Regions from separate parts of the Homo sapiens genome. Here all the other regions are linked to region 4. Evidence: chromatin loops called from intact Hi-C (ENCODE). Cell type or tissue: heart left ventricle. All regions are shown on one strand.

Evidence for each region. Hi-C counts contacts between places; a loop is a spot of excess contacts. Peaks named below come from ENCODE experiments on the same cell type or tissue, not always from the same donor. Only the 100,000 strongest peaks of a DNase experiment are listed, where the experiment ranks them.
Region 1: a loop joins it to region 4, with 8 times the contacts of the local background. A loop is called at or near these places in 91 of 110 quality-filtered maps.
Region 2: it touches region 4 in a loop (3-fold over the local background); 7 of 110 quality-filtered maps call a loop at or near these places.
Region 3: a loop joins it to region 4, with 3 times the contacts of the local background. A loop is called at or near these places in 14 of 110 quality-filtered maps.

Annotation. Positions count from the first base shown.
Region 1 is chr15:63,090,695-63,098,694 of GRCh38, reverse strand. No RefSeq gene overlaps it. Among named protein-coding and RNA genes, the nearest start is that of LACTB, 27 kb to the left of the region's middle. RefSeq lists a silencer at 1,291-1,585 and an enhancer at 4,553-8,000. In heart left ventricle, CTCF peaks have their summits at 4,713 and 4,914 (motif pointing right); a DNase peak (open chromatin) is centred at 4,914; H3K27ac peaks cover 948 bases.
Region 2 is chr15:62,924,661-62,932,660 of GRCh38, reverse strand. No RefSeq gene overlaps it. Among named protein-coding and RNA genes, the nearest start is that of MIR190A, 100 kb to the right of the region's middle. In heart left ventricle, a CTCF peak has its summit at 4,300 (motif pointing right); DNase peaks (open chromatin) are centred at 3,940 and 4,260; H3K27ac peaks cover 1,468 bases.
Region 3 is chr15:62,892,602-62,900,601 of GRCh38, reverse strand. No RefSeq gene overlaps it. Among named protein-coding and RNA genes, the nearest start is that of MIR190A, 73 kb to the right of the region's middle. RefSeq lists an enhancer at 2,242-3,007. In heart left ventricle, no CTCF peak of the experiment used is centred here; DNase peaks (open chromatin) are centred at 1,315, 2,758, 3,401 and 4,163; H3K4me3 peaks cover 717 bases; H3K27ac peaks cover 6,034 bases.
Region 4 is chr15:62,777,782-62,785,781 of GRCh38, reverse strand. It overlaps TLN2 (talin 2), which reads right to left. Exons shown (of 59, transcript NM_015059.3): 44 at 4,541-4,642; 45 at 1,892-2,011. Among named protein-coding and RNA genes, the nearest start is that of MIR190A, 42 kb to the left of the region's middle. RefSeq lists an enhancer at 2,748-3,676. In heart left ventricle, a CTCF peak has its summit at 3,596; DNase peaks (open chromatin) are centred at 2,305, 3,301 and 3,391; H3K27ac peaks cover 3,312 bases.

The DNA of each region.
Region 1 (8,000 bases), 310 kb before region 4:
GGCGGCCAGGCAGAGGCTGCAATCTCGGCACTTTGGGAGGCCAAGGCAGGCGGCTGGGAGGTGGAGGTTGTAGCGAGTCGAGATCACGCCACTGCACTCCAGCCTGGGCACCATTGAGCACTGAGTGAACCAGACTCCGTCTGCAATCCCGGCACCTCGGGAGGCCGAGGCTGGCGGATCACTCGCGGTTAGGAGCTGGAGACCGGCCCGGCCAACACAGCGAAACTTCGTCTCCACCAAACAAATGTGAAAACCAGTCAGGCGTGGCGGCACGCGCCTGCAATCGCAGGCACTCGGCAGGCTGAGGCAGGAGAATCAGGCAGGGAGGTTGCAGTGAGCCGAGATGGCAGCAGTACAGTCCAGCTTCGGCTCGGCATCAGAGGGAGACCGTGGAAAGAGAGGGAGAGGGAGACCGTGGGGAGAGGGAGAGGGAGAGGGACGAATTTCACTCTTTTCACTAAAGTTTTCCATCTTAGAAAACATTTTTACTAAAAGTGTTATTTATTTTAATAATGGGTTTATTATTGTCGTTTAGAAATGAATTGGTAAATAAATTTCCCATTTTTAATTTCTAATATATAAACATTGATAGCTATAACCCATATAAACAAAAGCTCTTTGGGGTTCTCAGTAATTTGTAAGAGTAGAAAGGGATTCTGAGACCAAAAAAGTCATTCTCGGGCAGAGGGCCGTGCTGCCCTTTTTTTTTTTTTTTTTCCTTGAGAGTGTTCTATGCCTGTACCCCATGGACTGTGTGTTAACTCTGCATATCCATCAGTTTCCCATTTGAGTGACTAGGAAAACATTTTGCATACAATGCTTTGTGATGTCCTTTGGCCTCTACTTGTTTACATAGTAAGTCCATCTCTATTCTTTTTCTCTTTAGCCTGTGACAATTCAAATAGAATTATTTGGCTCCAATCCCATCTAAACACAGTGCCAGTGTAGATTGTGAAGCCATGTTATGGTACTCAGTGGATGGCCAGAGGACCCAGAACCTGCAACCATGAATCTAATTTTAAATAGTAATCAAATGGAAAGACAGAATTTGAAATTCCATAGGCGTCTGGGGGTGAGTCTGCAGATCCAGCATGAGAAGCCCGACCTTGCTGGCTCAAGCATAGGCGCCCAGAGCCATGGCAGGAACCACAGGGAGGCTGGGAATATGACTGTTGTTATCAATGTGTGGTTACTTAGTTCTTTCTTAGAAACCATCTCAAGAGTTACTCCCTTTATTTCTATGCCCCAGTCTAAGTTTGAAAGATTTTCCTCTGAGCAATCTTGATCACTGAGGGACCAAAGATCTAAGGCTAGGTCCACCCTTAGTTCTTCCTGCCGAAGTCTCCATCAGGCACTGCATACCCCCCGCCTCCCTCTCATAGATGCCTCCTGTTTGTGGGTACTGAGGTCCTGAGTCATCTTCCTGCAATTGTACCACACTGTGGCCTCACCACGTTGCTATCAGGCTCTCCAACAGATCATTGCGTGGACCTCCCCAGGCACACTAACCATTCATACCTCACAAAACATTCCTTTCTGGGCCGGTCACGGTGGCTCATGCCTGTAATCCCAGCACTTTGGGAGGCTGAGGCGGGCAGATCACCTGAGGTCGGGAGTTTGAGACCAGCCTGACCAACATGGAGAAACCCCGTCTCTACTAAAAATACAAAATTAGCTGGATGTGGTGGCCCATGCCTGTATTCCCAGCTACTCGGGAGGCTGAGGCAGGAGAATCACTTGAACCCGGGAGGCAGAAGTTGTGGTGAGCTGAGATCGCGCCATTGTACTCCAGCCTGGGCAACAAACGAGAACTCTGTCTTTAAAAAAAAAAAAAATTCCTTTCTGCGCTTAAAAAGTCAATCAGTAGTTTCACCATAATCCATGTAGCTCAGAGTTAATATGCTACATGCCTCGGCCTCCCAAAGTGCTGGGATTACAGGCATGAGCCACCGCGCCCGGCCAGTCACTTAGTTTTCTAAGCCTCAGTGTCCCCATGTGTAAAATACTACATGCCCTGCCTGCTGTACAGAGTTGGGAAACTCAAACTTGATAAAAGATGTGAAAATATTTTAAAAATTATAGGCCGGGCACGGTGGCTTTTGCCTGTAATCCCATCACTTTGGGAGGCCAAGGTGGGTGGATCACTTGAGGTCAGGAATTCGAGACCAGCCTGGCCAACGTGGCGAAACCTTGTCTCTGCTAAATTTACAAAAATTCTCTGGGCATGGTGGCAGGTGCCTGTGATCCCAGCTACTTGGGAGACTGGAGCATGAGAATTGCTTGAGCTTGGGAAGCGGATGTCACAGTAAGCTGAGATTGCATCACTGCACTCCATCCTGGGTGACAGAGTGAGACTGTCTCTAAATAAATAAATAAATACAATTATAAAGTGCTAGTCAAATGCAAGTTGGTAGTGAAACAGGCCTTGACATATTTCATAGTCACTTTATAATTCTTCCATCAAGGCTGGACAAGTGTCACCTTAGCACAGATCAACCCAGATCAACATACTGAAGATTTAGGAGCACAAGATTCTTTAATAGAGGATATTTTTCTGCCCTGCTTCTTCCAATTGCAGTATATCATATTTGATCATTGTAGTGCTTGATGAATTTATTTTGCAACTTACTACGATAGAATGAGAAATCACTGGCTTTTCCAAATAGATCATGGCTGTCTCCCCATTGGAGAAAGAGGTACTCTGTAGAGTAACTAGGTTAACTCAGAATATCTACACCCTGAAAGGCCAGTTTTCTTTTTATAATGTAAACACATTAAGGGAATTTGGAAATAAAGAGAAATCATCCAGAATTCTACCATCTTAACACAGCTCTGTGTTTTTGCCCATTACAGCCTAGTTGGCATCCATAAGCACTTAAGAGGGCTGTAGTTACAATGTACATATCATTTTGGTTTTCTGCCCCTTTTTCACTTATGCATTTCTCCACATTTCCTTTTTCTTCTTTTTGTGATTATACTTTGATAGGCATCTACATTTCTACCTAGCCTCCGTGTTTATCATTTTAATGGTGAAATAATATTCCATCAACTGAATTAATCATGATTCCTTTTGGGTGAAGATATAGGTTGTCGCCAGGTTTTTCTTTTTCTACTATTAATAATGCTACAACAAACGGGCCAGGCACGGTGGCTCACACCTGTAATCCCGGCACTTTGGGAGGCCGAGGTGGGCGGAACACCTGAGATCAGGAGTTGGAGACCAGCCTGACCAATATAGTGAAACCCCATCTCTACTAAAAATACAAAATTAGCCGGGCCTGGTGTCACACACCTGTAATCCCAGCTACTTGGGAGGCTGAGGCAGGAGAATTGTTTGAACCTGGGAGGTGGAGGTTGCAGTATGCCGAGATTGCACCATTGCACTCCAGCCTGGGCAACGAGCAAAACGCTGTTTCAAAAAATAAAAATAATGCTACGACAAGTGGCTTCTTAAATATAGCTTTTTGCCTTTGTTGAAAACCAAAGTCTCCAGGATAGAATTATTAGCTCAAAGCTTAAAAACTCTTTAGAGTTCTTGCAAATATATTTCTATTGCTTTCCAAAAGGATCCCACAAATTTTAATGCCATTAACATATTTGATCTCATTGCTAACATTCCAGCATTGAGCAATTTATTATAAAATTTTACCAATTTAATAGGTATCAAATGCTGTCTCTTTTAAAATGCTATTTTTATTTCCACAAAGGAAAGACAGTTTTCAAGGGCTACTTTTTTAGAGGGAAAAGTTTTGTCACCAGAAAGATAAATCCAGGTAGCTGATAGTATCTTCATTTACTCTTTTGTCCATACCAAGGACGTAGGAGAGTGATTTGGCACTCAGCCTCCCCTTTAGAGGTTGAGAGCAGCTAGATCTGCCCCTTTAAACCATGACATCCAGGTCTATGGTATGCAGCAGAGTGGATACTACTGAAATAGTTTACACATTCTTGCTGGAACTTACTAATACAGTTTCAGTTTTACTGAACTTCTAAACCAGCAACATAAGTTAAGGATCCAGGAATATTAGATTGGCAACATGCAAATTGACTATCATCTAACAACTGGCATCTAGACTCAGTCAGAAGGAGTTTTCAGGCAAACAGAATCTGGTGTGATGTTTATAGCTGTGTAGCGGGAGCCAGGCCTCTTAGCTTTGCTATTTGTGTCAGTTCCCAAGGGAACTTAAGTGGCAAAAGCCCACTTCAATTTTCTCAGTTTTAGGTTGCCCATTTGCCTGAAAGAAGTGATGTGAAACTTGTGAACCAGAATCTTGGGAATATTCTGAGAATCTCAGATGGAAGGGACCATTTTAATTATGAAATCTTTTTTCATTAAAAAAAAAAATCAGGTAACCCTTTCCCCATTTCACATTTCTGGTTCAGGTACTCAATAAAATGCAAATAGAATGACAGAATTTACTTTGATGAGCTCAAAATCAGTAGCAAAATATAAATCAAGATGCCTTATTAATAAAAAAGTTAAAGATTTGTTAAAAACAATAATGTAAACAGAGATGATTGTAGGTATTTAGGATGTTTAATTGTGTCCCATCCTGCCTTGCCCTTTACATATTTAGCATTTTTTTCTGATAGGAAAGTAAATTGTAGATTGGAAAAAAATCTTATTTTAAAAACAATTGCATGAAGCACATATTATTATGGTGTCTTCATTTTACAAATGAGGAAACAGACTTAAAGAGGCTGAGGGCCCCGAGGTCACACTGCTCAGGAGTGTGTCTCAGCTCCCTTATTCAAACTCTTCTGTTTCTAAGGGTTTACTCTTCTTGCATTTGAAATTGAGCAAAAGTTTAAATTCTTTTACCCAGGCTGCAGAATGGGTCTGGGAAAGACGGTAATGCTGTTGAGAGGCTCACGCATGCAGGTGCTGGGGAGAAGCCATTGGGTGGAGAATATGTGAACAGCAGGTGGCAGCAGTGTCTTTGGAGTGCGTGGTTGTCCCAGGCAGTCCCCGGAAAGCAAGGTCCATGCAATACCATGGAGCCCTGAACCTAATGCCTGACCTTTCATCTCTGACCTCCTGCTGAGCCAGGTGTACTACCTGCCACCTAGTAAGGTACAGTGTATCCCTGGGGAAGGAATTGGGGAGAATATTGGGAAACAGGTGACTTGGGAGTCATTTATAATTGAAAGGCTCCCATCTGGGTAACTGGTATAATGTGTGGTGGTGTGACTCTGGCGTGTTACTTAGCTTCTCTGTTCTTCAATATCCTTTCTGTAAAATGGGGATAATGGCCATCTGCCTCTCAGGATCACTGAGATGATTAAGGGAATGTGATATCTACAAAGCCCTTGGAACAGCCCAGTACTGGGCGCACACTATGTGTACGTTACCTATTATTAATATTCTTTGTTGAAGGCTTTATCGTTTGCAGTGGACTTTCATACCTATCATTTCATTCCATCCTCCCACCATATTTTAAGATGCAAATATTACACCCATTTAATATAATAGAGGCGGACACCGGTTGAGCCAGAGAAAGTACAAATTAGCACGAGCTTTGAAGTCAGACAGATTGGAAGTCAGGCTCATTAGAGTTGTGGGATTTGTGCAAGTTACTTAATGCTTTGGAGCCTCAGTTTCTTTCTAAATGAGTGATAATATTACCTATCTTGTGGGTTTATGACAACATACATGAAGTTTAAAACAACATACATGGTTTAAAACAATATATATGAAGCCATCTGGTGTGGTTCCTCTTCCATAGTGAACACTTAAAATTATTCAAGGGATGTTTTAAAACATCAAAAAGTATTTAGACAGGCACGGTGGCTCATGCCGGTAATCCCAGCACTTTGGGAGGCCGAGGCAGGCGGATCGCCTGAGGTCAGGAGTTCGAGACCAGCCTGGCCAACATGGTGAAACCCCATCTCTACTAAAAATACAAAAATTAGCCAGGTGTGGTGGCGCATGCCTGTAATCCCAGCTACTCGGGAGGCTGAGGCAGGAAAATCGCTTGAACCCGCGAGGTGGAGGTTGCAGCGAGCTGAGATCGCGCCACTGCACTCCAGCCTGGCGACAAAGCGAGACTCCATCTCAAAATAAATAAATAAATACAAAGTATTTAAAAAGGCAAGTAAATTTACTTACAATCCACCACCTAGAAATAACCTTGTTATTACTATGATGTGTTTTTTTCCCCTAGTATTTGTAAGTGATATGGCCGAGCTCCCATCACATATGTGTAAGTCACTCGACCAAGGTGCCAAAGCTAAGACAGGGGCAGAGCTGGGCTCACACACCAGGCAGGGCTGCCTCCAGGGCCAGGTTCTTCTGTGTAGCTACTTCTCCACACTTCCTCAATCAAGTTAAGGATTAAATGTCTTTTGAGAAACTGATGAAAAAATATTTCAAGTGTTTCAAGTTTGAAAATATACACTTACATTCAAAAGCATGTAAAGAAACCAGAGGTACCTAAGACAATCTTATCATATAGTTCAAGGCTGGAATTCTGCCCAGAAGGTAGGGTTTCACTTGCAAAACATGAATTTCTACAGATTTTTGTTTGGCCAACATTTTCACTGTTAAAACATTACTGTTCAAGCTGTTACAACTACAACAAGTAAATTTGGAAAAATCAGTGAACTAATCATTTGACAAATGGATTAAATTGAGTGAATTAATGATTCAGCAGATTGGGTCTTTGGGTGCACTGATTTTTTGGCAAATTGGCTCGCATCTATTAACATGGAGTAGTGCTCAATGTATGTGCTTGTTGAATTAATTAACACATGAATGAATGAGTGCATTGAATCTTGCCATAAATAAAATGATCTTTCCCCCCGAAGGTCAATGACTTTACATGATGTCAGCATTTTAAGAGCCCCAAAAGCTTCTTGAGACAGATATTCTGATTCTAGGGTCACGGCTACTCACCATGTGTGCATCCCAACTCCAAATCCACACTCATTGCCTGGTTGGCTCCTCAGTGAGAGCTGGTGCTTCCCTGTTGGTTCTTAGGGTTGAAGCCCGCTCACTATGGGTCTTGGAGTCAGAAGACCCAGGTTTGAATGTCACTGGGCTTGTCCACATCTTAGCCACGGAACACTGGCCAAGCCAGTGCACCCTGGAACCGTGTTGTCACTGATTACATGGGGACAGTGCTGATGTCTGTCCTGCTTTGTTCCCAGCATCACTGTCACTATCAAATAAAATGGAAATGCTCTCTGGGAGCCGGAAAGTGCTAGGTGAATTTTAGTTCTTTATGAGTTCATTATTATGAAAACCACAGTGGCCATGTGTGTGCTCTGTCATGGAGGGAGTAGGAAGGCTGGGGACGGGTCTCAGGGAAGGAGGGCCATGCCTGCTCGCTGGTAGAGGGTCACTACTCACCTTTGCTCTTTGGTCTCTGCCTTTCTGGTCACTGACACGCATGATAGAAGGGCACACACACCTATTAAACTGCTTCCCCCAGGTCATCTGCCAGTGAGGAGCTGGCAAACCCCAGTGGCCCTACAAACGCCTCCTCACTGGCTGCTTCAGGCTGAGGTCATTTGCCCGGAGCCCCTGGGGTGGGGTGAGAGGGAAGCCGGGGTCCTCCCAGTCACCTTGGGCCCTGTGCGGCCAGGCTGGGTGGCATCCTCCTCCGTCTGGCCTCTCTGCTCCCAGCTCTGAACGCAGCCTGAGAGAGGGCAGAAGGGGTGTCTGCTGGGCACCTTTGCTGCCTCACAGCCAAAGAAACCTGGCTGGGGAGGGCCGGGCAGGGAGGGCACACAGCTGGGCATGACAGGGAGGGCGTGTAATGGCGTAAGCTTGGGAACAGGATCAAAGACAAAGAACGAGGGGGCAAGAGGTGTCTGGAGAACGCAATTTTTTCCTCCTCCCTTTTCTCAAGTGTAAGAGTAAAATCATTAAAGAAAATAATGCGCCCTTCAAAGGCGAATTGGCAATCAGTGTTGAATTTTAGTGCTGGAGTGGGTGACAGCACATCCCAGCTGCAGTCAGGAGACCTACCGCTGCTGAGTGACGCTGCACCAGCCAC
Region 2 (8,000 bases), 150 kb before region 4:
CTTAAAAAGTCAACCAAATACTTGCCACATGACACAACATTCCACTCTGTAGTATATACCCAAGAGAAATAAAAACATATGTCCTTAAAAAGACTTGCATAATGTTCATAGCATCAGTGACTGAAAAGTGGAAGCAACCCAACAGCCCATCAGTTAGCAAATGGATAAAATGAGGTATAGTCATACAGTGGAGTACTAAATGGAATGCTAAATGAAAGAAGTCAGACATAAAAGCCACATATATTATTCCATTTTTTAAAAATGTCCAGGAAAGGCAAATGTCCGGGAGAGACTAGGGTTGCCTGGGCTTGCCGGTGAGGATGGGGGTTAATTTGAAATGGGTACAAGAGATACTACTGGGATGTTATATAAGCTGTAAAACTGGATTATGGTAATGGTGACATAACTTGATAAACTGACTAAAAATCATTGAATCACATACTTCAAATGGGTGAATTTTATGATATATATAGTTTATACCTCAGTAAAGTTAAAAGACAGAATTTTACACCAATACAACTTTTAGGAACAAGAGCAAAATAAAACAAATTTTCAGAAAAACAAAAATCGAGAGATTGCCATAAATATATTTTCTATTAAAGGAGCTTCTCAAGGACTTGCTTTAGAAGAAAAATAATGTCAAAAGGAATGTTGGAGATATTAGAAGAAATGGCCACCAAACAAACAATCTAGGAAAGAAGAAAATGTATTAACCTAATTCAGGGCCATTGCAAAAGCCTACAGCGAGCATTAATTTAATGGCAAGATGTCAGATGCTTTCTCTTTACAAACAAGTTCAAGCTAGGATGTGTTTCATCATCAGTTCTTCTCAATTTTGTCCAGGACAGTAGCAAAACAAGAAGAGGAAATAAGGATTAGAAAGGAGGAAATAAAACTGTCATGATCTGCAGATTGTATGATTGTCTTCTCAGAAAAACCAGAAGAATTTATGAATACATTATTAGAATTGATGAGATTTTAGCAAAGTTAATAAAAAAATTAATACACAAAGTTCAACTGTATTTCCACACTCAATTTGAAAGTATAACTGAAATAAGAAAAAAAGTACAAGATACTTAGGTGTCAACCTAACCAAATATGTGCAAAACTCTTCAGGGATAAAGTTGCAACACTTTACTGAAAGGCATTAAAGAAAACGCAGATAAATTAAAGCTAAGTCATATTCTTGGTTAGGAAGATTCACTATTGTAAAGATGTCAATTCTCCACAAAGCAGTTTAACACAGTTTCAGTAAAATCCTAAGAAGATCATTTGTGAAACTTGAAAGTTTTAGTCTAGAATTTTATTTTAAAATTTATATTGAAGAGAAAAAAGCCAAGCATAGCCAATATACTCTTGAAGAACACAATCTTGGAAATCATCCTGCCATATAGCAAGATTTAGTATTAATATAAAGTAATTAAAATAGTATCATGTTAAAGAAGGGATAGATAAATAGATCAATGGAATAGAATGGAGAGATCAGAAAGAAACCTACACAGATCAAGAAACTTGATTTTTTTGAAAAAAGCCATCGCGTATCAGTGGGGAAAGGGATGGACTATTCAAAAAATGATGCTAGAATAATTGGTTATCCATTTGGGAGAAAATAAACTGAATCTCTACCTCACATCATGCACAAAAGCTATTCCACTGATTGAACACTAAAAAATGCGAGCCAAATTTAAACATGACACCAACTTGCATAAAACACACACACACACACACACACACACACACACACACACACGTGCATGTAGAAACTGGTAAAAACTGAATAAGTTGGGAGGCTGAGGCAGGCAGATCACGAAGTCAGGAGATCGAGACCATCCTGGCTAACACGGTGAAACCACGTCTCTACTAAAAATACAAAAAAAAAAAAAAAGCCGGGCGTGGTGGCGGGCGCCTGTAGTCCCAGCTACTCGGGAGGCTGAGGCAGGAGAATGGCGTGAACCTGGGGCAGAGCTGGCTGTGAGCCCAGAGCGTGCCACTGTACTCCAGCCTGGGCAACAGGGTGAGACTCTGTCTCAAAAAAAAAAACAAAAAACAAAAAAAAACTGAGTAAGTTTTGTTAGCAATATTTACCAATGTCAATTTGCAGGTTTTTATATTGTACTACAATCATTTAAGATATCACTATTGGGGAAAACTGGGGGAAGAATTTGCAATTTTTTGTGAGTCTATAATTATTTCAAAAGAAAAAGTTTAAAAAGTGAAAGGAAAAACGTAAAAGTACTTAGAAGGCAATATAAAATATTTTATGACTTCAAGGTAGAGAAAACTTTCTTGGTCTAGACACAAGATGCAGGAATCCTAAAGAAAAAGATTAATAAATATATACTATAGTTAGAAACTTCTTCAAATGACACCATAAATAGTATGAAAATACAAGAGAAGACAGGTGCCATATGTAATCACCAAACAATGTCCAGAATACAAAAATAACTATGAAGCACTGAGAAAAAACCCAATAGAAAAAATGGATTAAATAGACATTTTCACAGAAGAAATCCAAACAGCCCAGAAGCATAAGAAAAAAAAAACCATACACAACCAAACCACTCAACCTAATGAGTGATCAGGGATGTGTTAAATAAAACTCAACAAAATATCATTTTGCATTCAACAGATGAGCAAAAGTTCAAAAATCAGACAGTATCAAATGTAGACAAAGATGTAGAGAAATAGGAACTCACATATGTTGAGGATGGAAATATAAAATTTATATATCCACCATGGAAAAGTGTTGGGCAATAGCTACCAATGCCAATCATACAAAACTGCATGACCCAGCAATTGTAGTCCTGGGTCTACAGAAACTCATGCACATGTGCACCAGGATACATGAATAAGAATGTTCCCCGCAGCATTATTCAAGATAGGCAAAAACCGGACACAACACAAATGTCCCTCAAGAGTTGATTAGATATATTTTAGTATACTTATATAATGGGGTATTATACAACAATTAAAATGAACAAGCCATAGCTCTACAAAACAAAATGAGTGAATCTCACAAACATAAGTTTGAAAGATGTTAGGTGCTAAGAAATACTAGTGGATGACTCCATTACTAGAGCAGGTGAAATTAAGGTATATTCTTTAGGGATCATATATAGGAGGTAAAACAAAGGCAGGAAAGTGGTTACCATTGAGGTGGTGGAGTGAGATTTGCTTTTGATGAGGGAGAAGTAGACAAGGGACTTCTGGGGAACTGGCAAATATTCTCAATGTAGATCTCGGTCATGGTTTTATCGGTGTCCATTTAATAATTATGTTTGTTTGTATGCATGGTGTATAGACTTTTCTATATGTATATGTCCCAATGTAAGAGGAAAAAACTACCCCACCTTTCTCTCATCACAGCATTTATCATCAGATGATAATTGCTCATTGAACTATCAGTTAATCCCATTACAATGCAAGAAACAGGAGAGCAGGAGCTGTGACTCATTGCATGCTCACAGCCTTGCTGAGCATTCAGTGGGTGCTCAATGAGGGAATAGTAAACTGATACTATTTACAGTTAAGACTGGGCTTATGAAAGGCATCTGATTTTACAGCCCAGGAATGATGGAGTGGGACTCAACCAGTTCCCCTCCCCTGTATGTGGGGACTGTGACCAGAAATAAGCCAAGAACTGAGCAGAGACTGAGGATGGACACATCCTGTTAAATCTGCTAGGCTTTGCCTCAACAAATTGTATTAGACAACTTTGTGGTAGGAGATTACAGCTCAGCTAGACGACAGCCTCCTGATTGAGCTACTCTACCACTTACAGCCTTCGACATAACATTCTTCAGCGATGGTTTTTGGCAAGAGCTTTCACGGAAATGTGCCTGCCTGGAGCCAGCTCCTGTCTAGAGAGGTTCCTGTAGAAACTTTAAATGATGACATCAGTCTGCATATGCCCCAACATCAGGCTGCTGACCCAGCTGCCTGTAGATAGTAGCATCTTGTCTTTTCTACATGGGCCCCGGGGACAGAGAGATAAGGAGGAAAAAGGTCAGGGGTTAGGCAGTCCATCATTGCACAGGCAAGTTGTGGTCCGATGGTCCAGACAAAAGTCTGGATTTCTGCCTTCCTGCCTCCACAGGCTTGGAGTCTGGCCTCTGACTAAGCCTGGGGCAAATTAACCCAGTCATGATTAAGCCATGAAGAAAGGTGCCAGAAAGTTGGGACGCATACATGAGACGTATTGAGTCTCGGGGGTGTGCAGTTGGTGTTCATCCATTCCTTCAACAAGCATGTGTTGAGTGCTTATGTGGGCGGACGCTGCAGCAGGCACCAGGGATATTGTCCAGCAGGGGACTGTCATGCCAGCTTTTCAGATTAGACTGTGTGGATGTTGCTCAAGAAGGAGCAGATACGGTAGAATTGATCAGCAGTCTCCAGATAGGGGTTCCAGAGGATTCCCCTTAAGGATGGAAGGCAGTAGTATTAGGACCGAGGAAAGGAAGCACCTGGTCACATTGCCAAATTTCTCATGGCAAGTACTGGAACAGGTTGGAGAATGTAAATGTTGACAACATACATTTTTGAATGAGCATACCATAAAGGGAGACACAGATGTTTAGGGAAAGACTCCAGACATTTGAAGTGACAACAGGAAGAGAAATTGTTCTTTCCAGAGAGCTGTGCTTGGTCCTGCTGCTAGAGACAGTATGCTTGGCAGTAAAAACCTCAGCGTGCCCCTCTCCATGGCCCAAGCATTTGTGGAGCACCCCCTAGGCCCAAGCTCTGTGGTTGAGTGGTAGAATCCAGAGCGAGCCACTCAACAGTATAGTTCAGTGGGCCCGTGCGGTGATGTGCCTCTATAAAGCACGGTGTCCTTTTTTTTTCTCAGAGTTCATCTGGGCACATTTTAAAATTTGATCACTCCTCCTAAAAAACACAGAACATTCACTGGTTGTGTGAGGAGCGTGTGTATTACTTTATAAAAGTTGACACTGAGAGGTGACAGGCAAGTCTGGAGCTGTGTATAAGTATCAGATGCATTTCTGATCATTTATGTAGTTAACCTTCTTGAATTTAAACTTAGAATTCCCACTTTGTGTAGTGTTTTTTTTTTAAACTTTGTGTAATATTTTGTGTGAAACACAGGCATTTCCAACTGTATATTTACTTAATCAAAGAATTTTATGCATTCTGAGCTCTTATTTGTTTAATCATGGATTTGAAAGTTTTAAGAAATACAGAAATAGTTCAACTATCAGTAGGAGCTTTGAGGAATCACAGAAGAAACATTAGTTAACCATTACAGGAGAAAGCAGACAGACTGCAAGACATTTAAACTCTATGATACAGAGGATAGGCAGCTGGGTGTGGTGGCTCACACCTATAATCCCAGCAATTTGGGAGGCCAAAGCAGGAGGATCACTTGAGGCCAAGAGTTCAAGACCAGGCTGGGAAACATAGTGAGACTCTATCTCTAAAAAAAAAAAAAAAAATTTTTTTTAATTAGCCACGTATGGTGGTGTGCACCTCTAGTCCCAGCTACTTGGGAGGCTGAGGAGGGAGGATCACTTGAGCTCAGGAGGTCGAGGCTGCAGTAACCTATGATTGTGCTACTGTAGTCCATCTTGGATGTCTCAGGAAAAAACAAAAAGAAGATGGACAAAGAACTCTGAAAAAAAATTCATTGGAATTGAAAAGCCTGAAATGCTACCTTAAAAAAAAAGGAAAAGAAAAAAAAAAGTAATACCAGCTGCAAACCTTGAACAAGCTGCAAGCAATATGGAAAACTTTAACACAGGATTTTCCTGTTACAATAGTGAGCTCTGCCCTGGAGGGTGTAGTGAGAAGAGAGTTTGGACTAAGTCACAGAAGATTTGAAAGCCAGGGGGATATTGTCAGACCTGGGGTTTTATAAGTAACCATGGTAGCACTGTAATGCGGGTTTAGAGAAGAGCGAGGCTGGAGTGAAGGAGGCCAGGCTGGAGAAGATCCCAACAGCCCATGGAGAGATGATGAGTCTGCACCAAGGGAGGGCAATCAGGATGAGGAGAACGGCCAGTTTGAGAAGCATGTGAAGAGTAGAGACGACAGACCTTGGTGGCAGGTGGTTGATGAAGAAGGAGAGCCAGATAGGACTGTGATTCTAGAGAGGGTGAGCCAAGGCCAGTAGAGGGCTCAGGCTGAGGGCAGGCATGGGTCCAATGGTGGGCATGTTGGGATCCTTGTGGAAATGTCAAAGGGACCACTCAGAAAGCTTAAGGCAAGAAGGAGCATTTAGGAGAGGGCAGAAGAAGACAAAGGCAGTAGGGGAGGCTGTGAGAGTTAAGTTAGCCTGGTTAAGGTTGTGATTTCTTATCATCTTAGCGGTGAAAACAGTTCCCCTTGACTGGGGGCCTCCAGTGTCCTGAGTCCTTTGCTTAAGGTACTTCTTTTTCTTGCCTCTTCCCTGCATTACTGAACTTCCTGGGTCCGTTCCCACATTGCCCTGGAGTTGACCATGAGCTCCTGGTTCTGGTGGGGAGATGAGTTCTGGAGCTTCTTCCTTTGCTGCCCACGTGGGCCAGAGCCAGAAGCGATTCTTGGCTCAAGGCAGGTAGACAGAACCGAATGACCTGAATGATCCTCGGACCTTACCCTGCTGCTTTTAACAATTCGGCTCTAAACAAATCACACCCCATGCCCTATGGGAACCTGTAGTTTCCAGTGCACAGGAGCATCAACCTGAGGGGTTATTTTCCATAAGATTCCTCTGCTAAAATAGCACCTTGTGACTTTCTGTTGTTCAAACGAAAATACAGCTGGGAAACAAAGATGCGCTTGGGGAAGACATTTGCACTTTTGCCTGGAATGTGGTGTCAGAATTTAAGACCAAGCTCTTTTTTTTTTTTTTAAATTATTGTACTTTAAGTTTTAGGGTACATGTGCACAATGTGCAGGTTAGTTACATACGTATACATGTGCCATGCTGGTGTGCTGCACCCATTAACTCGTCATTTAGCATTAGCTATATCTCCTAATGCTATCCCTTCCCCCTCCCCCCACCCCACAACAGTCCCCAGAGTGTGATGTTCCCCTTCCTGTGTCCATGTGTTCTCATTGTTCAGTTCTCATCTATGAGTGAGAACATGCAGTGTTTGGTTTTTTGTCCTTGCGATAGTTTACTAAGAATGATGATTTCCAATTTCATCCATGTCCCTACAAAGGACATGAACTCATCATTTTTTATGGCTGCATAGTATTCCATGGTGTCTATGTGCCACATTTTCTTAATCCAGTCTATCGTTGTTGGACATTTGGGTTGGTTCCAAGTCTTTGCTATTGTGAATAGTGCCTCAATAAACATACGTGTGCATGTGTCTTTATAGCAGCATGATTTATAGTCCTTTGGGTATATACCCTGTAATAGGATGGCTGGGTCAAATGGTACTTCTAGTTCTAGATCCCTGAGGAATTGCCACGCTGACTTCCACAATGGTTGAACTAGTTTACCGTCCCACCAACAGTGTAAAAGTGTTCCTATCTCTCCACATCCTCTCCAGTACCTGTTGTTTCCTGACTTTTTAATGATTGCCATTCTAACTGGTGTGAGATGGTATCTCATTGGGGTTTTGATTTGCATTTCTCTGATGGCCAGTGATGATGAGCATTTTTTCATGTGTCTTTTGGCTGCATAAATGTCCTCTTTTGAGAAGTGTCTGTTCATATCCTTTGTCCACTTTTTGATGGGGTTGTTTGTTTTTTTCTTGTAAATTTGTTTGAGTTCATTGTAGATTCTGGATATTAGCCCTTTGTCAGATGAGTAGGTTGCGAAAATTTTCTCCCATTTTGTAGGTTGCCTGTTCACTCTGATAAGACCAAGCTCTTAATGGAATAAAGTTGGGATAATTCTCATGAACTATTGAAGACAGAGCAGTCTTGGGGGGAAGAGCATATCCTGAGGGCTCAGCCTGTGGCTGTGGGCATGGTGTGTATTCAATATCAGAATCTGGAAAAATGTTTGCAAGTGCCTCTGTGCCAGGTGCTGTGCTAGGCCCTGAGAACGG
Region 3 (8,000 bases), 110 kb before region 4:
TACCAGTTTGGATGACGAATATTATCTCGCAATCATGACCTGTAGCTCTATGGCAAGAGGCTGTTAGGACATGACATTTCAAAACAGAATTGTTCTGAAATAATTTTTACTTGGCTACAAAGAACAAATAGCAAGAGTGATGCCAGTCTGGGGTAGGATAGGCAGCTGCTGGGCAGATGAAATATTTTTTGTGTAAGGTAGTGATGGTCTTTGTGGAAGGTTACAGTTTTTGCTTTAGCACAGTGCCTGGTCTCTGTGTATTGCACTGCAGTGTTTGATAAAGGCAACTTTCTTCTTCATCCTCACCTGTTCTGGCAGGAATCACTTTGCCTGTGTCAGGCTTTTTTTTCAGCGGTCACCTGATTCAGAACCGCACCCCAGTGTACTGGCTAAGAAGATAGACTATCAAGTAAGGAGGTGTGGGTTCAAATCCTAGCCCTGCCCCTAAATAACTGCGTGAAATTGGGCAAGTGGTTTAGCTTGCTTGTGTCAGATTTCCTCATTTGTAAAACAGGGATGAAGACAGAATATACAGTTCAGGCTTGGGGTGAGAATTCAGTGAAATAAAACAGGGAGAGCACTCAGAAGACGGCATAGCACATAGTGAGTGCTCAAAACTCATTCATTCTTCTTCTGCTATTATTATTTTTTCAACTCTTACTGAACAGATCCTGTGTTAAAGGCACTTGCCCGGATTCCAGTGTAATTTAGGGCAAATTGGTGAACTTACCTCTCTCTTACTTCAGATAGGAGCTCGAGGCAGTTGGGGAATGAGATGAGGGGTAATTTCAGGTGCTTGGATATCAGGGGATTGAATAAGTTTGCATTATGGGGTCACTGGAGCTTGTTGACACATGGGGAAAATGTTAAGAGCAATGTTGCTTTAATTGGGACTCTCATAAACACAGCACTCCCATTGCTGAAGGTGGGTCTTGAGTACATCGGGGTCCAACGTGCTATTCATGCTACTTTTGTGTATGTGTGAGAGCTTCCGTAATACAACGTTTTTATACAGGTATAGGTGTGTGCGTCCTGAAAAAAAATCTACAAGCACTCTATTTTTCTTTCATCCTTTTACCGAATTGTTTTAATATGCCTTTTATACAATGCTCATGAATCTTTTTTGTTAAGACCACAAAAGCAATAAAAATGCATCCTCCTTGGACATACTGGTGTTGAGAGAAGCCACAGCTGGTCTATTACAAGGTTTTCACTCTGGCGATCACATTTTATTGCACTGATGACATGCAGAATTCCTTAGCTGACAGGTGATGGGGACAAAGAGCAGACACCTCACTGGTACCTGGTGCCAGGCTGCCTGCTCCCTTTGCCCTTCCTCCCAGTCTTGGCTTCCAGCCCTTATTTTAGGTCATGCTTTTCCCATCTATGTCAATGCCCAGCACACGGTGTGCCCCATTAAAACTCTGAGAACAGAAGAGTTGGAGGTTAGAGACATTCATCTGGGTTAATCACAGAACTTTCCACCTCAAGATTGGGGTCCTTGACATCTGTCCCCTCCCTCTTCCAGGCCGGCCTCACCACCTCCTTCTCTCTGGTCCTGGCAACTCCTCCAGACTTTTGGCAACAACATAGATGTCACATTCTTGTTACTACGTAGGACTGAGTTCATCTTCTTTTTAGTGATCGGTCCTTCAGATGTTTGGGCTGGGTTTGTTGCTACCACCATTATTATTATGAATAATTATAGCTGCCGATTATTGAGGGGTTATTGGGTACCAAATGCCATACATCCATAGTCATGGTCTCATTTAATCCATACAACAGCCAATGAGGTAAGTGCTATTATTCCATTTCACAGACGAGGAAACTGAAGCTTGCAAAAGTTGAGTATTACAGCCACAGAGCTAATAAAAGAAAATTGTAATTCCAGGCTTGCTTATTCCAAAGCTCATGCTCTTCACATTATGCTTATTTGCGATTCTTTTTCCATCTGTGGAAAGAGGAGGAGGGTGTAAAAGAATGGCTTTCACTAGACCTACAGTTCTGTTGTGGTTTTGTATGTACATGGTAAATGGAGACTACCATGACGTGGACACCCTTGCTGTCTAGGCTCTAGTGTCTTATAAAAGGGCTCTAAGGTGTGTGTGTGTGTGTGTGTGTGTGTGTGTGTGTCGCGCACACACACACACTTCTAAATGTAAAGAGAGGGCCATCCAGAGGTAGAGGGCTGTCAGGTAAGAAAATGACTCCGGAATTCAGCACACCTGGGTTCTGCCTCAGCTCTGACACTCATCAGCTTGTTATCTTAAGCAACCCGCTTCCCCTCCCTGTACCTCAGTTTCCTTATTTGTAAAAGAGGAATAACAAAGCCTAGGTCACTGTTAAGTGCATTAAGTGAGATCAATGGAAAGCGTCCAGAGGAGTGCCCAACCAAAGTTGGCATTCGAAAGTAAGGGTGTCCCTGTCCCACATTCTCTGGTGCAGGAGGGTTTCCCAAAGCAGCGTTGGGAAGAGAGAGAAGTGTGAGCCTTTGCCTGGGTGCATGCTCAAAGATGCAGTTTTGGGGAGGAGGGTACTTTGCAAACCCCAGCAAGTTTTCCACTGGGAACTGCTGGATTGTATGTTGGGAGCTTTGGAGTGAGGTTTGGGCCTTACCCCCCCCTTGGCCTCCCCAGCTGTTCGGGAGGGTGCAGGTCTGCTCCCCACACACACCCTCCCTTCTGCTTTCTTCCCCATGCATCTCAACCTAACCAAAGTTCACGCCCAGCCCTCGCTTTCTTTCCTGACTGCCACTCAGACCACAGACACGCGGGGCAGGGGCCACACTGGGTGGGGCTGCAGGTGGTCTGCAGGTCTCAGAGGGGGGTCTGGACTGAAGAGTTAGCCCCCTCCTGCTGTGAACCTCCTATTCTTAGAAAACCAGGGACTCCAAAAGCACTCCTGACCCCGCTCCCAGCCACAGACAGACACAGCGACCCACACAGACTTAGAGACACACACGTAGGCACACAGACACATAGAGATACAGACCCCCACCCCAAAACATGTACAGATATGCAAAGATATGCAGAGACACAGCCACATAGAGACAGACACACACAGAAATATGAACAGATGTATACACACATAGACACAGACCCACGCACACAGAAACATGTACAGATATGCAAAGACATGCAGAGATGCACACACAGACACACAGAAATACCCAGACACATAGAGACACATACATAGACGCAGACACACACGGAGACACTATGACGTGAACAGTGTGTGCGCGCACACACAGGTTCCCTCCCACCCGGCAGGCGCTGCCCTCTGCCCCGCGGCCCCCACCCCTGCGGCTCTGCCTCTTTGGTCTAATAAGGGTAGGTGAGAAAGCATTGTGAGATTCCGGAGATATTTCCTGGCTCCCCGCATGCTCCTTCTGTGGCGCGTCCAGCTGAATGTTCAGCTCTGGGCAAGTGTCCAGGGCCCGGGGCCCCAAGGCTGAGTCATGTAGACAAAGATTCCGAGGCCCTGAGTAGCCTTTCTAGATCCCCGGCCTTTAAAAAAACACCGCAGGATGCCCTAGGAGGCAGCGAAGTTTCCCACAGAAACTCCACTTTGTGCAGATTTAATCACAGGGCATTTAAATAGCATCATCTGGAGGTAATTTGGAATTTAAATTACCAGGCTAGAGGAAATTTTTTCTACCAAAAGAAGGGCTTGGAATATTATATTGTGTTGGTTATCGATCAGCCATTTGCAAGGGATTACAAAAGTGGTAAGGCCTGTTTTATACAATATGTTAGAACAATTTACAGCAGGATTTGGTCATCACTAGTGTAACTGGTATTACTTGTTCCACAAAGCTTGGGGCAAGAAATGACACATTTCATGAATTTCTAAATCAAATCGTCCTTAGACCCCACACCTACTAGGACCTCAGAAAAATTCAATCCCAGCCTCTTTTCAAGGCCCCTCCTCTCCTCCTATGCAGAACTCTGAGGCCTCAGGATCCTTGAAACTTGGGGGAAGGGCATCAGGTCTGTGACGATCACTGCCCAGTGGCTCATTGTCCATGCCCAGGTAAACCAGTAAAAGGCTGCTGCTCACGGCATCCTCCAAATTCAAGGCCACAGTGCAAGTGTCCAGTCCCCAGAAGCACACTGCCCACCCAGCCACTCCCCAGAGGCCTTGGCACCTCAGGGTCCTGGGTAAGAGGCTGGGCACCCAAGGGTCCTGCCAGTCCTTGAATGACCTCTAGCCCTTGGCCCCCTCCCCAGCCCTCGCAATCTCTAACAGTAAGTGTTAGGTCTACAGACCCTTAGAAAATCAAAGAAAGGCCTTTAACTTTCCCCCAGAGCAAGAGAAGCCTAGCCTTCAAGACAGGAAGGCCTCTGGAGAAGAAGAAGAGGAAATCCCCCACATTCTTTTCCAGTGAGCTACATAAGAAAAACAGACATGGTTAATTTATCAATTGCAGTGGCCAGTCACTTCTTAGTCAATAATTACCTGATTTACTTAATAATCCTTACTCTTCAGGGAGTAGATAGAGCTGTGGTCCAAAAAAAAAATCCAAAAAATCAACAAACAAACCCCTTTCTTTGAATAAAGATGATGAAATCTCTTGACTTCTGTAATATTCAGAGTCCCTCTGGATCACTTCCGTTTGGACAGGAATGGGTTCAGTCCTAAACAGCTTGGTGTCTAGTAGCTCAGTCTCTTTGTTCCCTTTCATGGAACAGTTGCACCCCTATTTGAGGACTGACAAGGGTGCGATGAGGGGTGACCCTGCAACTCAGGTAAACCCAGGCTAGCTCCGACTCACACCCAGCACCACACAGGCGGTAGAGCTTAAGGTTGGAAGGAATGGCTGTGGAATCAGATAAAACAGAGTTTGAGTTCTGGCTCTGTCACTTTTTATCTGTGTGACTTCAGGCAATTTACTTTACCTCTCTGAGCCTCAATTTCTTCCTTTCTAAAATAGGGATGATAAAGTGCCTCATAGGATGATGGAGAAGTTAAATGGCAGCCATGCAGACATGCCAGGATAGTGGTGTAAATTCATGCTGCAATGTACGCCCTCTGCTCCAAATACTCTCTGCTCTATATGTGATAGAGAAATGTAAGGTAAAATGACACAGCCACATTTGAAAAGCAATATTAGTGTCTCTGAAGACAAGACCAAGATGCATCCATGTCCCTCCTCTAGGGTCCCTAATAGGATTGACCCTATTTGCCTATGGTGATGATCAGCTTTGTCTTCATCCCTTTTTCATTCTTCCCAGCCCCCGCCCCACTCCTATTCGTTGAATCATTTCCTAAAATAAACAAGCTGCAGACAAGCCATTATTTCAGAGTCTGCTTTGTGTGTGTGTGTGTGTGTGTGTGTGTGTTGGGGGGACTAAGACAGCTGGAAAGGAGAAAAACCAAAGCAAAACAAAAGGGTGGGAAATAGAAAACAAAATATGGCAGGAATCAGTTAAACTATACGTCATTATAATAAATGTAAACAGATTACCTCTCAAATGAAACATTCTCAGATTAGATAAAACAAATGAACAAAGTTTATAAGAGATACACCTAAAGCAAAACCATAACAATTGGAAATAAAAAGTTAGAAAAAGATATACCAGTTCAATGCTAACCAAAACATGAAATATATATTGTTATGGGTGAAACTGCATGCTCCAAAAGATACGTTGAAGTCTCAACCCTCAGTATCTCACAATGTGACCTTATTTGAAAAGAGTCATTGCAGATGTAATAAAATTAAGATGAGGTCATATTGGAATAGGGTGGGCCCTTAAGCCAATATGACTGGTGTCCTTTTTTTTTTTTTGAGATGTAATCTTACCCTGTCACCCAGGCTGGAGTGCAATGGCGCCATCTCAGCTCACTGCAACCTCCGCCTCCCGGGTTCAAGCGATTCTCCTACCTCAGCCTCCTGAGTAGCTGGGATTACAGGCATACTCCACCACGCCCAGCTGATTTTTTGTATCTTTAGTAGAGACGGCATTTCACCATGTTGGCCCGGCTGGTCTCGAATTCCTGACCTCATGATCCACCTGCCTTGGGATCCCAAAGTGCTGGGTTTACAGGCATGAGCCACATGCCCAGCTGGTGTCCTTATAAGGAGATGAGAGACACAGATGCACAGAAGCCAGCCATGTGATGGGGGAGGCAGACACTGGTGTTATGCTGCCACAAACGGAGGACTGCCTAGGGCTACTAAGAGCTAGAAGAGACAAGAAAGGCTCCTCTCCTAGAATATTTGGAGGGAGCATGGTCCTGCCAATTTCAGGCTTTGATTCCACTTTGATTTCAGACTTCCAGCATCTGGAACTGTGAGGAAATAAATTTCTATGGGTTTAAGCCACCCAGTTTATGGTAATTTGTTATGGCGGCCCTATGTAATTAATATACATAACTAACAATATTTATATCAGACCACATAAAATTTAAGGCCTGATATGGTTTGTCCCCATCCAAATCTCATGTTGAATTGTAATTCCCAATTCTGGGGGAAGGCCCTGGTGGGAGGTGATTGGATCATGGGGGCAGATTTCCCCCTTGCTGTTCTCATGATAGTGAGTGAGTTGTCATGGGATCTGGTTGTTTAAAAGTATGTAGCACTTTCCACCTCACTCTCTCTCTCTCCTGCTCTGCCATGGTAAGATGTGCTTGCTTCTCCTTCACCTTCCACTATGATTGTAAGTTTCCTGAGGCCTCCCAGCCATGCTTCCTATACAGCATGCATAACTATGAGTCAATTAAATCTCTTTCTTCATACATTACCTAGTCTCCCGTAGTTTTTTATGGCAGTGTGAGAACAGACAAATACAAGACCAAAGCATTATTAAGAATACGGACATTATAAAGTTATAAAAGCAACATCCCATTAAGAATATATAATGTTTGTGAATTTGTATACACTTAACATGACTAAATTATAAAGGGAAGTTAGATTCATTCATATTCACCATGTAATATATTTTTTAAATTAACTCATACATTCATCCCTATCATAGTGTAATACTTTTAATGTACTTTATCAGGACCAAACAGATCAAATAGTAAAAAAAAAAAAAAAAAAAAAAAAAAAAGGGTAAGGATATGTATAAAAGAGTAAGGATATGTAAGATATGAAGAGTAAGGATATGTAAGGTATGAAGAGATAACTTAGTAAACTTGCTCCAATATAGAAATACGGAAGCCTGCACCAAAATAGAGAATATATATATTTTTCAAGCACATGTCGACCATTTTAGCAGAGTCTCAAGAAATTTCAAATAATTTATAGCATAGAAATCATATTTTCTATGCAGAATGCTATTAGAAACAAACATACTCCTAAGTTTACTGTGGATAAAAGGGAAAGTTTTAATAAAAATTATTAAATATTTAGGTTTGAACAACTAAAAAAAACTACTCTAACACTTGTGGGATGCAGATAAAGCACTACCTAGAGGTATATTTATAGCTTTAAAATATGTTACTGGCAAAACAGGATTGAAAATAAATGAATGAAAAGAATACCAAAAACTATTTTAGAAAAGAATAAATGAGATAATACATGTAAAGTCTTTTTCATAGTGCTTGACACATAAGTATTCAATAAAAAGAAGAGCACAATAAATGGAAATTATAATTGTTGTTATTCCACCCATATCTTTCCAGTGAAAAGAGATTTTCTTTCCAGGATTAAATTAAAAATTCATAAGTAACTATGGCACACCAAGAAGGAGATACCTCTGTGCCTGGAACTTCACAAATTAGTTTTTATACAATTTTGCAGAGTCCAGTAATATCCCAGAAAGATAAATTCTCTGGCCCAAGTTGGTGTCTTCTGCTGCTATTAAATATAAACCTGTTCCTTACCTATCGAATGGGCTAGAGACAGAACCCAGAGGTCAGCAGTGACATGATATGTATTAGAAGCTAGGTCCCTAGATACAAGCTGCCCTCTGAAAAGCCTTATTAGCATCCAGGGAATTTCTGTCATGAATCCTTAATTTAGCAAGGAAGTAAAGATTTCAGTAATTAGGGATTAT
Region 4 (8,000 bases):
CAGACAGTTCAGGGAGACAGTAGTTAAACTACCTAAGGCAGATGGTGGTAGATTCCATTTTTAAAGGTTTCTGTGGACAGATATCCAAACCTCCCTTGCCAAACACTTCTTCCCCTTTTTTTTTTTTTTTTGAGATGGAGTCTCATTCTGTTGCCTAGGCTAAAGGGCAGTGCATAGTCTTGGCTCACTGCAACCTCCACCTCCCGGGTTCAAGCAATTCTCCTGGCTCAACCTTCTAAGTAGCTGGGATTACAGGCGCACACCATCACGCCCAGTATTTTTGTAGACAAGGGGGTACGCCATGTTGGCCAGGCTGGGTCTTGAACTCCTAACCTCAAGTGATCTGTCCACCTCGGCCTCCCAAAGTGCTTATAGGCGTGAGCCATCACGCCCAGCCCACTTTTCCTTTTGTCCAAGCAAACTTTTCCTTACTGTAACAGAAGTTCCCTTACATTTGTTTATGGAGTTCAAAATTATAGGTTAGTCAAATGAATTATAAATCTAGATGATCTTACTAAAACAGGGAGTCTATTTAAAAAAAAAATGATAGGCCTGTGTAAAGAATCAACAGAATCTTAATGTGGGTATCTGATAACTCTCTTTTCTTGGTAGTGACTTCACACTCATTGCAAATAGAATTATTCATGCTACAGCCTAGTCAATTATTCTAATATCTCAAAATGCAGGCACTGTTAGAGACTTAAGTAATCCCATGCTAGATATTTATGTATGCAAGTACATACATATATGGTACTCCTATTTACATGCATTGTTACCACACACATTAGAAAGTGATTTGTTTTGGGACTTCATTTCTGGAATATCTCTCGGAGTCTCTGTAAAAACATACTTAGATCTGACTCCCAGGAGAAATAGCAGCACTGAGTAACTTGGGGACAGTGACTGTCACTATAAGGAGAAGAGAAGACCAATTACAACCTTCTGCCTTGACAACTCAGTTCATTTAGGAACGTCTCGAACATGGTTTGCGCTCAATAAACAGCTTGCTGAATTTCACAGAATATAATTACTTTTATCTTTTAAGTGTCCCTGTAATCCACTCCATTAATCTTCATTTTAAATTGGGCTTCCTTTCTCTAAGAAGCCATGTGGTTCCCCCAAGCCCTGGACTCCTTCTATGTGTTCACACTGATATAGATGCTACAAAGCTCCTTGGAGCCACACATGACCTGTGTCCTTCCCAATGGACCACCCCATTAGAAGTATGAGAGATGGCAGCTCTTAGAAAGTGGCCTTTGGGGCCCAACTTTGGCTACCGTTAGACTCTTACGGGTACAGGCATTCTAAAGCCAAGTCTACACTGGCCACTAAGGAAAGCTGGTCTAGGAAAGGCAGGGAAGTAATAAAAGGAGTCCACAGGAGGTATGTCTGGGCTAATTCTTAGCCACCCAGAATATTCAGGCAAGACTTTGTTTCATGAAAGTAGCTCTTTCGAGGGAGAGGGATAGCTAATTTTCATACTTGAATCTTTCAACACTTCTGTGAACCTATGGAAAACAAAAATAATTGCGGGGGATGTGCTAACTGGAGTAGGAAGTGATAAGATGGCAGTCCCAAGCTTGGGCATGCTAAAAGAGACAGGTGACAGGGCTAGGGACAGGGGACCTGATAGAACACTGTATACAAAGTCCTTCTGTCTGAAAGCCCATGCCCCAGTTCTTGGCCAGTCTGCCCCATAAGGGGCAGTGAGACTTGAGTACAGCCTGGGGCTACCTGGTCTGGACCTGTGCTGTGCAGTGGTGGGGAAATAAACTGGGCTCTGGTTACTGGGCTGGGGTCTTCCAGAGTGGAGCTAAGCTATGAAGAAATACCCAGGAGTGGGCACCAGTGTGTGTGTGCATCTTAAAATAGGGGTCTTAAGGTGGCAGACCTCCTCTGGTTCCGCCGTGGCTGCTGCCATCTGGCCCTGGAAAGCCAGGTGCCCATAGTCACTGGTCATTTGTGAAGCCAGTCCTCCCAACTCCTCCGGGTTAGTAACCGACTTAGTCATCTGGAAAAAGAAAACAAGCAAGACACACACACACACACACACACACACAGAGAGAAACGCATGAGAACCATGTGTTAATATCACTGGAAGCCAAAGGGTTTCATTCACTTTTAAGCTCCTGAGGGGGTGAAGGCCAGGCCTTGCATTTGGGGCTAGATGCTGGAGAGGGCAATTCAAGCCAAGCCCATGCTGCATTGCACACAAAAGGCCAGAGCCCTCGCAGGGCCCCGCTCAGGCCACAGATTCTGGCCGGGCCCAGTGGGCACATGCTCAGCGTTCGGGCTGTGCAGCTTGGAGCCAGTGCCCAGGGCCCACCCTCTGGCAGGTGAGTGTGCCAGCCCCTCGCCAGCGCAGCCCTGGGGGGTCACCAGAGGAATTCCCCCTAGAAACCCCCAGGAGGCACAAGCCCTATGCGATTTTCACCCCTGGGCCAAGGCTTCTGTCGGGGGCTGATCTGGTCTCTGGGTGCCCTGAAGCAGGTCCCACCCAGGTGAGAGAGGGCATGAGGACAGGGCTGTTAAGAAAACCATGAATGACAAGTGCTGGATAAGTCAGTGTTTTAGAGGAAAACACTCATAGAGGATACAGCTTTGCAGTAAATTTGTGCCAAAGAATGACAAGGTTTTAGCCACAAATTTAGTTAAGAGTAGTGTGTAGCCCACATGGTCAAGTTCTGCCTTTATTATGAAGATACTCAGGATTTTTCTCTGTTTCATTGACTGATGCATCTCAATTATCTAAGGCAGCTGGCATGCTAGTTTCTAGTGTTTCCTCTTCCTCTGGACAAAAATACCTCTAAATTCTCACAAAAGCAGTTTTAATCTGCCACCCAGACGGGTGTCACTGTCCCTCATCAAGGGGCTCCCCTCCTGCTCCACCTCCTCTTGCTCTGGATAACAATACTGTCTCTTTCTTTGTGGCCTTTTAAGACCTTGATTTTAAACAGCCTTTTAAAATGTCTTTTGAATGACTCTCCATCCATCAAGGCAGGACAGGAATGTCCACCCTTTCTAAGGCATGTGTACAAGGACACGTCCCAGGCTTCAGGCTGAGATGTGGCCGCCAAGGAACGCACACTGAGCTGCACGAGAGTGAGTGTTGCCACGTGCTGCTCCACTGCGACCTGCCAACAGGTGCACTGGGAGTCTGGGCATCCTGACGGGGTGAGAAGGGCCTCTTTCACACAAAGAGCCAGGCCAGTTATCTCAGGAGTGGCCATGCAGCCTGAGGCTCAGCTCCTTAAGCTCATGGACACCCAGGGTCAAGCCAAGGCAGCTCAGGACCTGGCTCTGGAGACATTCCAGAAACACCATGAGGCTGCTCAAACATGACTGCTGCTGCACTGTGCTTCCTGCTCAACAGGAATCTGTGCTGAAAGTCTGCTGGCTCGGACTAGGATCCGTCCTCCATGCTCCCCTGAGAAGGACAAGACTGGGCTCAGCTCCAGCTTTTCACAAAACACTGAGATGGGTGTACCATTCCCCAGCCCGAATTCTTTTAAACAAGCCTGGCACAATCACAGAGTTTCCATGAATGAATGGCAGCAGCCAGGGATGACTTTGTGGTCCAAGCTCAACCCCTAGTGGACACATGATTACATGACAAAACCACTCAGAGGGGACCTGGGCACAGCAACCATGTGGTGGCTCATTCTGGTCACTTCAGCGAGGAAGGCCCATTGATTTCTCAACCCAGGCTTATGTGGCAAGTATCAAAGAGGCATCTTTCAAACTTTTATCTTATGGCATCTGAGCCTTTAAAAGTTGGGAGAAACTTTTTCTATGGACTCCTATCAATTCTTTGAAGACAACATTTGTCATCTTTCGTATAACTGCTTAACATATCAGATAGCATTCACTATCTCTCAATGCCATTTATATCTAAGAATCTATATAATACAGTTCTAGTTGCATTACATTTTAGAAAAACAAACAAACAAACAAAACAACAAAAACCAAACCAAACCAAAACATTACCTCCAAAAGTTGTATGCCTTCTACTGTCGGAATTTTTTTTTTCTTATTACATAACCATACTGTTTCATTTTGCCTGAAAGACTGGCAATACCTTATTTTCCAAGTATTATAACTTGATTTCATCAGATAATCTCATCTCTATTTTATCCCCAAATATCTTCTCTTGTACTGTTATTTTAATCTACTAAAAACACCTCAAGTCCTTCGTGAGGTGAATAAGATTCTCCCCCTTTCTCCTTAACTACAAATTCCTTGCTTTCCCCGTCTTTTCATTTTCTCTCCTTCCTTTGCTCCTCTGTCCTCATGCCCAAGTCTCAGCCATCTTTAATTCCCTCTTGCAGCTTTTTCATGAGAAAAGAACTGCAGCAGACTGGGGCTACTGGACACAGGCAGCCAGAAAGACCACAGATAAAGGACAGAAGCTGGAGCCCCTGAGGGACTAGAGAGTGGTCTGGGCTCTCTCTCTGACACAGATCTGGGATTTGCAGGCTCAGCGGCGGCAGTGGATAAAAAGGCAAACAACAGTGGGGAGGGCAGCTCTCTTCCCTCTTACCATTTCCTGAGCTGTCACCGCAATGGCTTTGGAGTATTTAACCACAGTCGTCTGATAGTCGACAAATGTTCCCTTTGGTTCTGGAGGAGTGCCTTCATCCAGCTACAGAGGAGAGGAAAAGAATCCAAAGGTCATAAGAAGCCTGCTGAAGTGTAGACTGTATTTACGAGAATTAGGAACTTTGAAAAACAGAGAGGGCCTCAGAGATTCTTTCGCCCAGTGTCAACTCAATTACCCAACTTGTGCAATAAGGACTTCAACAGAAGGGCACATAAGGCATTCAGGGTACATGGCAAGGAGAGGCTCCCAGCCTTGCCTGAGAGGAGTGGGAGGCCTTCCAGAGGAGTGATGTTTCCGCCAAGTCTTACCAGGCGAAGAGTCTGCCACATGTAAAAGGTGGGAAAGGCATCCCAAGAAAAGGGAACAGAATTCACGTACATGGAGGCGGGAGCCAGCCTGACACTTCTAGGGAAGCGCAAAGTGCCAGAAGATGAGGTGGGAAAGGAGGCAGACTCTCCATCAGGAAGCACTTCCTGAGGAATGGTCGAGTCCATGGCTATCCACGGAACCGTTCTTTATGAGCACAATCGGGGAATAGAAGGAATTAGAAGCACTAGGAATAAATTGTTGCTCACCTGACTATAAATGCAATAGGAACTGAGAGAAGGGCAAGATCACTGTGGGGTGGAAGAACTGAGACAATGGGACTATGTCCCTTGAAGGCTTGGGGACATATTGGTGTAGGAGATTTGTATTCAAAATGTGTTTCCAAGGCTTGTGAATGAACCTCGGGCTGCTTACTTAAACTCTGATCTCTAGTCCTTCAGTGGTAACTTCCAGGCATCACATGGTTACAGTAAAAATCAACACTACACCTGGTCAAGAACTATATACAGGAAGAGGAGAGAATGACCATAATGAAGATGCTGATGATAAAGATGATAATGCCAATGATGAAGAAACAGGCAACCCATCTTCACCACCACCATCCTCACCATCACCACTGGTTGCTGAATGGTATTCCAGGCGAAGAGACAAAGTGAACAGAAATTAATACAGGCAGAGTGAGTCTAGTGAGGTCATCCTGACCTGAACAGGAGGGGGCTGTTGACAGCAGTGGGAATGAGGCTGCATCTGTTTTATGGAAAACCTTGAAATCATGACGACAACAGTGGGATCTGGGGTAAGCAATGACGTATTTGAGATTTCCCTGGCAGCTCTGTGCCATAAAGTTCAGAGTCAGAGATGAGATTGGGGCCAAGTGGTCAATTAGGAAAATGTTAGCTGGTATCTTCAGTGACAGCTATATGTCATGAGCAGGCATGTACTGCACTGTGAGTGAAAGGAAGGCATCACTGTGGCCTATGCGTGATGTGGCTGCATAGCCCAGCATATAATTTTCACCAAACTATTAACACAAACTCCACACTAGACTTTTTTAGCTTTCCCTATTAGGCAGATAGATGCTATATCCCCATCACGGCACGGGGGCCCTGCTAGTCAAAGGAGACTGAATTGCATACTCATTCACTTGCTGTAAACTGACTGAACATCTTCTAAGCCTCAGGCCACATGCTAGGAGCTTGCATGTGAGATGTGACATCACTACCCACATGCCAGGATGCTGGAGCTGAAGGGCAGCTCAGAGTTCTTGGCCAGTGGCCACCAGCCAAAGAACCTTTAACTAGTCTGAGGACAATGGGAAAAGAAAGAACAAAGTAGTGACTAGGATTTCAATTTCATTTATTTGAAAGAACTTCCCTTTACTCTGAGAGTACAGCCTTCCTCCTTTTGTGGGTGCTAGCATGACCTTTCTTTTATAAAACAGCCGTGATGTAGATGGCACAGTTTTTGTTTGTTTTTGTTTAATTTTCTTACTTGGCCAAAAACAAAACGAAAACAAAAACAAAGAAAAGATACCACATCACAAAATCCCACAGGATCCTACCAACCTCACTGAATGAGGAAATCAACGTCCCGAGAGCTTGAATTCCTGTCCAAGGTCACCCGGAAAGCTGATTACTTCATACTCACTTGTGAGTCTCCAAACCTCCTAGTGCTGAGATGACGAGAGAGAATCTCAAAGAGAAGCTCCACAGTGAAAGCACCCAAAGTGTCAGGAGTCACATCCAAGTTAGAATTAACTCTGGCTACACTCAGGTTTTTCTATAATTCACTGGCTTTGAGAATTTCAGACAGTGAGTCTAATAGTATCTCAGAGTTTTAACCAAATTAATGAAATTCTGAGAGACTATGCCAGCTTTCTAACGCTTGCTGCACAGGGACCCAAAGGACCTGAAACGTCACTTAATTTGAAGTCCCCAGCAACATGCTGAGCAAAGGGAGAATGGGAATGAGGAAGAGGTGTTGTGTGGTGCCCTGGATGTCAGGCCAGGGTAGATAAGAGTTTAGGGGCAACATTGAAACCCCAATTATATACTTTGCAGAACTGAGGGGGGAAGAACAGCTCCTGGCCTCTGTGGCTTGTGTTGGCTGGCAGTTCCTAATTACTGCTATCAAGTAACACCTGACTTATTTCCAGCCCATCCAAAAGAATCAAATGTGTCTCTGGCTGAGACAGCATAGGCTATACCACTAATGGCAGGTGGTGCAGGGCCTGCTCTCTCTGTCCACAGCCCATCACAGTGCATAAGGCACAGGGCTATCAAAGAAAGACTTTGGATCTGACGTCCATCTTCCTAGGATTTATGGAATCCTTCCCTATCATTTGAGTGGTACTGAAAAATATCTTCTCCCAAGAAGAAAAAGATTATCATTTGAATTTCTAATTTGCACCAAGAAACCTTGGGCTCCATTATTTAACATCCTTAGGTAGATACACGGTTTATCTTCAAAGCTCTGGTGTTCTGATGTCCTGAAAACCAAACAAATCTACTGAGACTTATCCAAGGGCCCGCAGAAGAGGGAAATTTCACTCATTTTCTGCCAAAATGTCCACATTTGCAGCATGAGAAGCCCACAGCAGAAACTGATGGATGATTTGACAAAGTAGAGCCTGCGGCCTCTAAAGGGAGACGCAGCATTCCACCCTGGGCTTGTTATGTTTGTTCTCAGGCTGACAATGACTGCATAATGCCTAAGGATAATTATTCTAATTATAGTTACAGCATATCATTTCTTCATGGAGATATGAACAACCAATCTTCTCTAAATTAGCAATTAAAGACTGCTTATTATCCTGAAAAACCTTATTAATGTATTCACAATCTGACAATGGACATTTCAAAACATAGACGATGTCTAAAATTCTTGGCATGCTATCACAGGATGGCAATTAGATGCTGATGAACAAGCATTCTTTCTAATGAATGTCAAACTTACATGACTAATGAAGGATTCTTTGGGGGAAAGAACAGGAGATATGGAGTTGAAACTGTCTCCAGTCATGTCACCCTAATGATCTGACTCATTTGATGGGTCACTAAATGAGAAAATGATA